Regions from separate parts of the Homo sapiens genome. Here region 2 is linked to region 1. A link is an interaction called in ENCODE POLR2A ChIA-PET data of the cell type or tissue named here. Cell type or tissue: CD4-positive, alpha-beta T cell. All regions are shown on one strand. Links, peaks and the distances in the headings refer to the core of each region. The heading gives the core; the rest is flanking DNA. Region 1 overlaps ADGRE5 (adhesion G protein-coupled receptor E5). Region 2 has its middle 48 kb from the start of ADGRL1.

Evidence for each region. ChIA-PET counts read pairs that join two places held together with the same protein. Peaks named below come from ENCODE experiments on the same cell type or tissue, not always from the same donor. Only the 100,000 strongest peaks of a DNase experiment are listed, where the experiment ranks them.
Region 2: POLR2A ChIA-PET joins it to region 1 with 6 read pairs; 2 of 35 experiments call an interaction of 5 or more read pairs at or near these places.

What each region holds. Positions count from the first base shown.
Region 1 is chr19:14,400,939-14,404,938 of GRCh38, reverse strand. ADGRE5 (adhesion G protein-coupled receptor E5) reads right to left here. Exons shown (of 20, transcript NM_078481.4): 10 at 3,376-3,553; 11 at 3,179-3,286; 12 at 2,077-2,342; 13 at 377-556. Among named protein-coding and RNA genes, the nearest start is that of DDX39A, 16 kb to the left of the region's middle. RefSeq lists an enhancer at 2,206-3,405. In CD4-positive, alpha-beta T cell, for the core only: no CTCF peak of the experiment used is centred there; DNase peaks (open chromatin) are centred at 388, 2,418, 3,161, 3,739 and 2 weaker places.
Region 2 is chr19:14,250,628-14,257,119 of GRCh38, reverse strand. No RefSeq gene overlaps it. Among named protein-coding and RNA genes, the nearest start is that of ADGRL1, 48 kb to the right of the region's middle. In CD4-positive, alpha-beta T cell, for the core only: no CTCF peak of the experiment used is centred there; a DNase peak (open chromatin) is centred at 3,069.

The sequences.
Region 1 (4,000 bases), core at 1-4,000:
CTCACTAGCTGAGATTGTGCCACCATACTCCAACCTGGGCGACAGAGACTCCGTCTCAAAAAAAAAAAAAAACGGGCAAGTGGTGCCCCCTTGGAATGCTCTCCATGGGGAGCTTTTAGTTGACATCTCACAACTGGTACGGGATGGACAGGCAGAGGAGCGGAGCTAGTGGCTGCACCCAGTGTATAGTTGCTGGGTTGTAGAGAAGAGGCCAAAGGAAGAGGCTGCGAAGGGTGTGACGTGGGGACACCTGGGCTGTGCAACCATGCAGATATATCTGAGCAACCAGTAGGGCTCCATGGAGAACTAGCTGCCTGTCTGGTTGCAGCTGGACCTCATTACCTGTGGGCACTTGAGGATGCCTCCAGCTACTTACCTCCACGTCATAATGAGCCATAAGGATCGCAAAGCTGCTCAGGTGGCTGCATTGGCAGGTGGTGCTGCCGTTCTTGCTGCCCAGCACCTGGCAGCCCTCGGTGGCCCAGTGCCCTCCCCTGTCGCTGTCACTCTTCCAGAAGGCACAGAGCAGCTCCTGCCGTGGCCCAGGCATCACGTCCTGTGGGCAGATGGGGGTGGTCAGAAAGGTTGGCCTGGAGCTCACTCTTAGGTCCTGGGCTTGGGCTGAGTCTAAGAGGGCTGCTTTTTACTAGATGAGTATTGACCGAGCGCCTACTGAATGTAACAGGTTTGGAGACACAGCAGTGAACAGGGCACACACAAGTACCTACCCTTGTGAGGTTGACATAAGAGTGGGAGAGGTGGCCAGGCATAGTGGCTCATGCCTGTAATCCCAGCACTTTGGGAGGCTGAGGCAGGCGGATCACCTGAGGTCAGGAGTTTGAGACCAGCCTGGCCAACATGGCGAAACCCCGTCTCCACTAAAAAATACAAAAATTAGCTGGGCCTGGTGGCAAGCACCTGTAAATCCCAGCTACTTGGGAGTCCTGGGCAGGAGAATCGCTTGAACCTGGGAGGTGGAGGTTGCACTGAGCCGAGAATGAGCCACTGCACTCCAGCCTGGATGACAAGAGTGAAACTCCATCTCAAAAAAAAAAAAAAAAAAAAAAAAAAAAAGTGGGAGAGGCAGATTATGACATAAACCTAACGAATAAGTAATGTAGATAGTGCATTAGAAGGTGGCCAGGGATGATGATGGCTCTTGCCTGTAAGTAATTCCAGGACTTTGGGAGGCCAAGGTGGGAGGATCGCTTGAGGCCAGGAGTTTGAGACCAGCTGTGGCAACATAGCGAGACCTCCATCTCCATTAATTTTTTTGTTTTTAATTAACTGGGCATAGTAGTGCACGCTTATAGTCCCAGCTACTCAGGAGGCTGAGGTGGGAGGATCACTGGAGCCCAGGAATTCTAGACCATCCTGGGAAAAATAGTGAGGTCCCCGTCTCTATCAAAAATAAAAAAATTAGCTGGGAGTGGTGGTGCATGCCTGTAGCCTCAGCTACTCAAAACTCTGAGGCTGGAGGAATGGTTGAGTTCAGGAGTTCGAGGTTGCAGTGAGCTATAATCGCGCCACTGCACTCCAGCCTGGGCCACAGAGTGAGACCCTCCTGTCTAAAAATATAAATAAATAAGAAAAGAAAGTCTGGGAGTGGTGGCTCACGCCTGTAATCGCAGTACTTTGAGAGGCCAAGGCGGGCAGATCACCTGAGGTCGGGAGTTTGAGACCAACCTGACCAACATGGAGAAACCCCGTCTCTACTAAAAATACAAAATCAGCGAGGTGTGGTGGCGCATGCCTGTAATCCCATCTACTTGGGAGGCTGAGGCAGGAGAATCACTTGAACCTGGGAGGCAGAGATTGCAGTGAGCCGAGAACGTGCCACTGCACTCCAGCCTGGACGACAGAGTGAGACTCTGTCTTAAAATAAATAAATTAATTAATTAAATTAAATAAATAAAGTAAGGAAATAAATAAGTAATGAGGTTGGGGAAGGCCCAAATCAGAAGGCCAGAAACATAAAAGACTGAGTCACGTCGGGAAAGAGCATCCCAGAGAGAGGCCCAGCATGTGCGAAGGCCCTGGGTTATCTTTGAGGAAGTGAGCAGAGTGAGCAGAGACCTTGGCAGGAGGGTCTCTTCCCGCCTCCCCATCGGAGGACTCAAGGTGGGAGAAGGCGAAAAGGATGGGGGAGTTGAGTTCCTTGGTGTTGTTGTGGCTCAGAAAGATGGAGTTGACGGCAGAGAGGCGTCTGAGTTGGACACCACGGATGCTGCTTTCATATATCTCCTCCAGTTCGGCTTGCTTCTTGGAATGCAGGTTCAAGGAGGCATTGGCCAGCAATGTCGTCATGTTCTGGATGGAGAGGATGCCCGCCACGGCGGGGCCTGGGGAACAGACACACTCGCTGCCTACTCCCGTTGTCCTCCTCCCATGCTCTATCCTCCCTCCCAAGATGACCCAGCTCAGGCTCAGCCAGTCCACCACGATGACGCCAGGAGCCCCTCCCGATGAGTCAGTTTCTAGTTGTTCCTTGTTTTTTTTTTTTTGAGACGGAGTTTCGCTCTTTCGCCCAGGCTGGAGTGCAGTGGCGTGATCTCAGCTCACTGCAACCTCCACTCCCCAGGTTCAAGCAATTCTTCTGTCTCAGCCTCCCAAGTAGCTGGGATTATAGGCACCTGCCACCACTCCCAGCTAATTTTTGTATTTTTAGTAGAGATGGGGTTTCACCATCTTGGCCAGGCTAGTTTTGAACTCCTGACCTCGGGTGATCCATCTACCTCAGCCTGCCAAAGTGCTAGGGTGCTAGGACTACAGGCATGAGCCACTGTGCCTGGACTTTTTTTTTTTTTTAAGACAGGGTCTCACTATGTCGTCCAGGCTGGAGTGCTTTGGCGTGATCATAGCTCACAGCAGCCTTGACCTCCCGGGCTCAATTGATCCTCTCGCTTCAGCCTCCTGAGTAACTGGGACTACAGGCACGTGCCACCACACCTGGCTAATTTTTGTATTTTTTGTAGAGACCGGGTTTCACCATGTTGCCCAGGCTGGTCTTGAACTTCTGAGCTCAAGCGATCTACCCACCTGGGCCTCCCAAAATGCTGGGATTGCAGGCGTGAGCCACCGCGCCCAGTCAGTTGTTCTATTCTGAACCTCACCCTGGCCCCATCCCAGCACCTCCATCTCTCTCCCACGGGCTCCCCCTCCAGACCACCGCTGCTACCTGGATCCTCGGCTCCAGCTGCCACAGCCCAATTCAGCTTCATGCGTGCGCTGCTCTGACCCATAGTGACGTTCTTGTCCCCCCGCTCCTGGATCATCAGGGTCAGCTCTGAGGGGAGAGGGGCAGTTGTGATTAGGGACCCCAGGTACCAGGTGGGGCCCAGGGTTGGGGCAGGGCAGGCCAGGCCAAGGCCTCACCTGTGTTCGAAGGGGAAATGTAGGTGAAGGGGCCTTTAGGCAGGCTCTTGGCCAGGATCCTCATGATATCTTCAAGGTTTGAGAGCAGCTGGGTGGCTATGAGGTGCCGGACAGGTGGCGCCAGGGCCTCTACGTCTCCAGGAGCTTCCATCAGTTCATCCACCAATTTGATGACATTCTAGGGGGTGGCGGGTGACAGAATCGCTGGAGCATCAGACCACAGGGGTTGCCTGAAGGACCTGGATGTCACCCCCTACCAGGGGACACACTGGAGACCCACAGGCACAAGGGAATCACTGAGATGATGCAGTAACCAGAAAACAAGCGACGGATTGAGTATTTGCCTGCATGCACGTATGAATCACAGCGCTTAACACTGGTTGGGCACGGGCTGCCTGCCAGGCTCTGTTTTGATTTCCTGTTCTTTTTTCTTTCTTTTTTTGAGACAGGGTCTCAGTCTGTTGCCCAGGCTTGAGTGCAGTGGCATAATCAGCTCACTGCAACCTCCACCTCCCAGACTCAAGCGATCCTCCCACCTCAGCTTTCTGAGTAGCTGGGACTACAGAAGCGTGCCACCACACCCGGCTAATTTTTGTAATTTTTTTTTTGTTTTGTTTTGAGATGG
Region 2 (6,492 bases), core at 1,118-5,117, 150 kb after region 1:
GGCTGAGGCAGGATTTGAAGCTCAAAGTTCAAGACCAGTCTGGGCAACATAAGGAGACGCCCATCTCTACAAAAAAAAAAAATTTTTTTTTTGAGACGGAGTTTCACTCTTGTTGCCCAGGCAGGAGTGCAGTGGCACAATCTCAACTCACTGCAACCTCCGCCTCCCGGGTTCAAGCGATTCTCCTGCTTCAGCCTCCCAAGTAGCTGGGATTACAGGCGCCCACCACCCCTGCCAACTAATTTTTGTATTTTTAGTAGAGACAGGGTTTCACCATGTTAGCCAGGCTGGTCTCAAACTCCTGACCTCAGGTGATCCACCTGCCTCAGCCTCCCAAAGTGCTGGGATTACAAGCGTGAGCCACCACGTCTGCCACAAGACCCCATTTCTACAAAAAATTTAAAAATCAGGCAGATGAGGCACCATGTGCCTGTAGTCTCAGGCACTGGGGAGGCTGGGGAGGATCACTTGTGCCCAGGAGTTTGAGGCTGCAGTGAGCTATGATGGCACCACCGCACTCCAGCCTGGGCAGCAGAGCGAGCAAGCAAGCAAGCAAGCAGGGAAGAAAGGAAGAAAGGAAGAGGAGGGGAGGGGAGGCGAGGGGAGGCGAGGGAAGGGAGAAAGAGAGAGGGAGGGAGGGAGAGAGAGAGGAAGTGAGGAAGGGAGGGAAGAAGGAAGGAAGGGAGTGAGGGAGGGAGGGAGGGAGGGAAGAAAGAGAGAGAGAGAGAGGGAGAAAGACAGGCCAGGTGAAAGCCATCTTCTATGACTCAACCTTCAAAACCTCATTGACTCAATTCCTTCATACTCCATTGGTTGGAGCAGTCACAAGTCCCACCCAGGTTTAGGAGGTGGGAACACAGGTCCTGTGATATGGTTTGGATTTGTATCCCCCCCACCCAAATCTTATGTTGAATTGTAATCCCTGGTGTTGGAGGAAGGGCCTGGTGGGAGGTGATTGGATCATGGGGTCAGAGGCCTCCCTTGCTGTGCTTGTGATAGTGAGTGAGTTCTCACAAGATCTGGTTGTTTAAAAGTGTTCACCAATATGACAAACAGATCTCCAGGCCAGGCGCAGTGGCTCACACCTGTAATCCCAACACTTTGGGAGGCCAAGGCAGGTGGATCATTTGAGGTCAGGAGTTCGAGACCACCCTGACCAACACAGTGAAACCCCATCTTTACTAAAAATACAAAAAAACTAGCTGGCCACAGTGGCGCAGGCCTATAATCCTGGCTACTCAGGAGGCTGAGGCAGGAGAATGGCGTGAACCCAGGAGGCGGAGCTTGCAGTGAGCCGAGATCATGCCACTGCACTCCAGCCTGGGCGACAGAGCGAGACTTCGTCTTAAAAAAAAAAAAGAGAGAGAGAGAGCCATGATCAGGAAGCCGTCATGATGACTTGTGGAGACGCTGGCCCTGAAGTAGCTGCAACCCTCTTAATACACAGGAAGAAAGGGCTGGGAGACAAGCACAGGCAGCCCCTCTGTGAACCCTCAGGTAGGAGCCACCAGCCATTTTACTGCTGAGTTTAGCATTTGGGGTTGTTCAAGAGTCCAGGGCTTCTGGGAGACTAGAGAATGCCTTCATCTCCAGGGCACTAAAACCTCAGTTACCTAATCTGTGAAATGGGTATGATCATAGCAATCCCACAAAACTGCTGGTAGGGTTACATGTAATTATTTCTTTTTCTTTCTTCTTCTTCTTCTTCTTCTTCTTCTTTCTTCTTTCTTCTTCTTTTCTTTTTTTAAGAGATGGGTTCTCCCTATGTATGTTGCCCAGGCTGGACTTGAACTCCTAGGCTCAAGTGATCCTCCCACCTTGGCCTTCCAAAGTGCTGGGATCACAGTAAATTTTTTCTTGTAGAAACAGGGTCTCCCTGCTGGGCACGGTGGTTCACGCCTGTAATTCCAGCACTTTGGGAGGCTGAGGCGGGTGGATCACCTGAGGTCAGGAGTTTGAGACCAGCCTGGCTGACATGGTGAAACCCCGTCTCTACTAAAAATACAAAAAATTGTCCAGGCGTGGTGGCTCACGCCTGTAATCCCAGCACTTTGGGAGGCCGAGGTGGGCGGATCACGAGGTCAGGAGATGGAGACCATCCTGGCTAACACGGTGAAACCCCATCTCTACTAAAAATACAAAAATTAGCCAGGCGTGATGGCGGGCGCCTGTAGTCCCAGCTACTGGGGAGGCTGAGCCAGGAGAATGGCATGAACCTGGGAGACAGAGCTTGCAGTGAGCCGAGATCGCGCCACTGCACTCCAACCTGGGCAACAGAGCGAGACTCTGTCTCAAACAAACAAAACAAAACAAAACAAAAAACAACAAAAAATTAGCTGGGCGTGGTGGTGGACACCTGGAGAAGGAGGAAAATCGCTTGAATCCGGGAAACAGAGGTTGCAGTGAGCCGAGATCACACCATTGCACTCCAGCCTGGGTAACAAGAGCAAAACTCCGTCTCAAAAAAATAATAATAAAATAACAATCGATTGGTTGAGAGATCACCATATGCCATATGCCAGAAGTTGCTTTAAGCATTTTGCATGTGTTAATCCATTTTACACCTCACAATATCGCTACCAAGTAGAAACAATTATCTCGATTTTGTAAAAGGTGAAACAGGAAAAAACCACTAGAGCAAAGCTGCCAGACCCTCAACCTTCTTTTCCTTCTGACTCCAAATGACAGGCAGCATTCTTTCCATCTCTCACCTCCTCATGCCTCCTGTGGAAAAAATGAATGGACAGATGAGAAAAGTTGGAGCTGGAGAAAGACCGTGTTCCTCGTGTTCGGTGGGACCTGGGAAGGCTGCTAAAACCCAGGGAGCAGGAGTTCTCCTCCCTCCATCCTTATCCACAGTCTGGGTCCCATCCAGACCCTCCTCTCCAAACCGGGGGTTTGGGACAAAGCAGGTGAGGGAGGCATTTCATTCCAGAGCAGAAGAAGGGGGTTCCTCCCCCATCCCACTCCCGTTTCATTTTTAAGGGGGAAAAGCAGCTCCCCATACGGTGAGGCAATGAGGCGGACCAGCAGGTTCCCGGGGATCTCCGCAGCCCCGTTGCCATAACAACCGAACTCACTCGCAGTCGCTGATAGGGGAGTCAGCTGGGACCACAGCTTGGGCAGGAAAGGGATGAGGGAGTAGGAAAGAAACTTCAAGATCAACCACTGGCCCTCACGCCGAGCTGCGCACACCCCAAGGCCAAGGGAGGCTGGCAACCCTTGTCGTCCTTGGGAAATGGGGGAGGGCACTGGTACCCCTTGGACCTCCCTCCTGAATCTGGGCAGCTTTAAACATTTTTTTTTTCCAACTTTGGAAGACAGTTGTACAACCTCGAAGGAGAGGAGGTGTCAGGATTCACAAAGCGTATGGATCACACATGGCTCTAGGGGACATTCTCTTTGCTCTGTTTTATTTTTATTGTATATTTTATTCTTTTATTTTGAGATAGGGTCTTGCTCTATTGCCCAGGCTGGAGTCCAGTGGTGTGATCACACCTTACTGCAGCCTCAAATTACTGGACTGAGGTGATCCTCCTGCCTCAGCCATGCGAGTAGCTGGGACTACAGACATGCACCACCACACCTGGCTAATTTTTAAAATATATATGTTTTTGTAGAGATAGGGTCCTGCTACATTGCCCAGGCTGGTCTCAAACTCCTGGCTTCAAGTGATCCTCTTGCTTTGGCCTCCCAAAGTGTTGGGATTATAGGCATGAGCCACTGCATCCAGCATCATTTCTTTTCATTATTATTATGATTATTATTTTGAGATGGAGTCTCGCTCTGTCACCCAGGCTGTAGTGGAGTGGTGTGACCTTGGCTCACTGCAACCTCCACCTCCCAGGTTCAAGTGATTCTCCTGCCTCAGCCTCCTGAGGAGCTGCGATTACAGGTAACCTCCACAATGCCTGGCTAACTTTTTTTTCTTTTTGAGACGGAGTCTTCCTCTGTCGCCCAGGCTGGAGTGCAATGGCGCGATCTCAGCTTACGGCAATCTCTGCTTCCCGGGTTCAAGCAATTCTTCTGCCTCAGCCTCCCGAGTAGCTGGGACTACAGGCAGGCGCCTACCACCACACCTGACTAATTTTTGTATTTTTAGTAGAGACGGAGTTTCACCATATTGGCTGGTCTCAAACTCCTGACCTTATAATCCGCCCACCTCGGCCTCCAAAATGCTGGGATTACAGGCGTAAGCCACTATCCCTGGCCTAACCTGGCTAATTTTTATATTTTTAGTAGAGACAGGGCTTCACCATGTTGGCAAGGCAAGTCTCGAACTCATGACCTCAAGTGATCTGCTCACCTTGGCCTCCCAAAGTGCTGGGATTACAGCCACTGCACCCAGCCTAATCTTTTTTTTTTTTTTTTTTTTAAATGAAGACAGGGTCTCACTACATTACCCAGCTGGTCTCGAGCTCCTGGCCTCAAGCGATCCTCTCATCTCAGCCTCCTGAGTAGCTTGGATTACAGGCACAAGCCATCATGACTGGCTTCCTTTTTTTTTTTTTTTTTTTAATGAATATGGTAAAGTGCACAAATCATAAATTTCAGCGTGGTGAATTTCTACACGTGTATACCTGTGTATCCACCATGCAGACCAGAAGAACATAATTGTCCCTCCAGGAAATTCCCAAATGCTCTTTCTCAGTCAGTATCCTCCAATTTGACATTTTCATCATAGATTAGTTTTGCCTACCCCTGAACTTTGTGTAAGTGGAAATACATGGTTTGTCGTCTTGCTTTTACGCAACATTGTATCTGTGAGAATCTATTGTCATGTCTGCTTTCCTGTTCTTTTTCTTGGTTGTATAATAATCCATTGTGGAGATGTATCACAATGTATTTATCTTACTGCTGATAGATATTTGAGTTGTTTGCAGTGAATGGTTATTGTAGATAAAGCAGCTATGAACATCCTTGTACATGTCTTTTGATGAACATAAGTTTACCTCTTGTGGGGATGTGGACAGGGTCTCACTCAGTAACTCAGGCTGGATCGCAGGAACCTGGCTCACTGCAGCCTCAACCGCCCAGGCTCAAGTGATCCTCCCACCTCAGCCTCTCGAATAGCTGGGACCACAGGTATACACTATCACACCCAGCTAATTTTTTTGTAATTTTTGTAGAGACAGGGTCTCGCTTTGTTGTCCAGGCTGCTCTTGAACCCCTGGTTCAAACTATCCTCCTGCCTTGGCCTCCCAACATGCTGGGGTTACAGGCGTGAGCCACTGTGCCCAGCATCTTGGTTTATTGAATGCTGGTGACCTGCCAAGAACTTTACATCACTTATATCCTTACATAGTCACAACGTTATTTATTTAATTCACTCAGTCAACACATATTTGAAAATCTAGTAGGTGCCAGGTATTGTGGGACACACCGAGAATAAGAGTCAAGGTTTATAAATTTTGGCCAGGTGCGGTGGCTCACACCTGTAATCCCAGCACTTTGGGAGGCCGAGATGAACAGATCACTTGAGGCCGAGACAAACAGATCACTTGAGGTCAGGAGTTCAAGACCAGCCTGGCCAACATGGTGAAAACCTGTCTCTATTAAAAATACAAAGATTAGCCGGGAATGGTGGCACCTGCCTATTGTCCCAGCTACTTGGGAGGCTGAGGCAGGAGAATCACTTGAACACGGTGGAGGTTACAGTGAGCCGAGATCACGCTGCTGCACCCCAGCCTGGGTGATAGAGTGAGACACCATCTCAAAAAAGAAAGAAACAGCTTGGCTCAGTGGCTCATGCCTGTAATCCCAGCACTTTGAGAGGCTGAGGCGGGCGGATCACCTGAGGTCAGGAGTTCAAGACCACCCTGGCCAACATGGTGAAACCCTGTCTCTACTAAAATCACAAAATTTAGCTGAGTGTACAGCCATGCCTGTAATCCCACCTACTGGGGAGGCTGAGGCAGGAGAATCGCAGAGGTTGCAATGAGCCAAGATCGTGCCTTTGCACTCCAGCCTGGGTGTTCAGAGCGAGACTCTGTCAAAAAAAACAAAAAAGGAAGGAAGCAAGAAAGGAAGGAAGGAGGGAGGGAAAAAGGAAGGAAGGAAAAGAGAGAGAGAGAGAGAGATGTTATTCCAGGAGGGAATGGTCATGAAAACAAATAAGTAAGCGATATCAGAGAGTTAATGGAGATTGACTAGGGGTGGTGACATGGAGCTGAGGCGTGAAGAAGAAGGCAGAGCTGGTTGGCCATGTGAGATCTAGGGGGAAGGGTGTTGCAGGAAGTGGGAACAACCAGTGCAAAGGCTCAGTGTAGCTGGAGTGGACTTAGCGATGGAGAGAGGAATCCCAAGGAGGTTGAGTGAGGGATTTCGGTCTTAATCTAAGAGCCATGGCGGTGCATTGCAGCGTTCTCAATAGAAGGAAAACGTGAACTTCCTTGTCTTTTCAAAGATACCTCTGGGCTGTGGTAAGGACGGATGGAGGCCAGGGCAGAAGCCAGGAGCCTGTGGCCAAGGCAACCTCAGTAAATCCAGGCA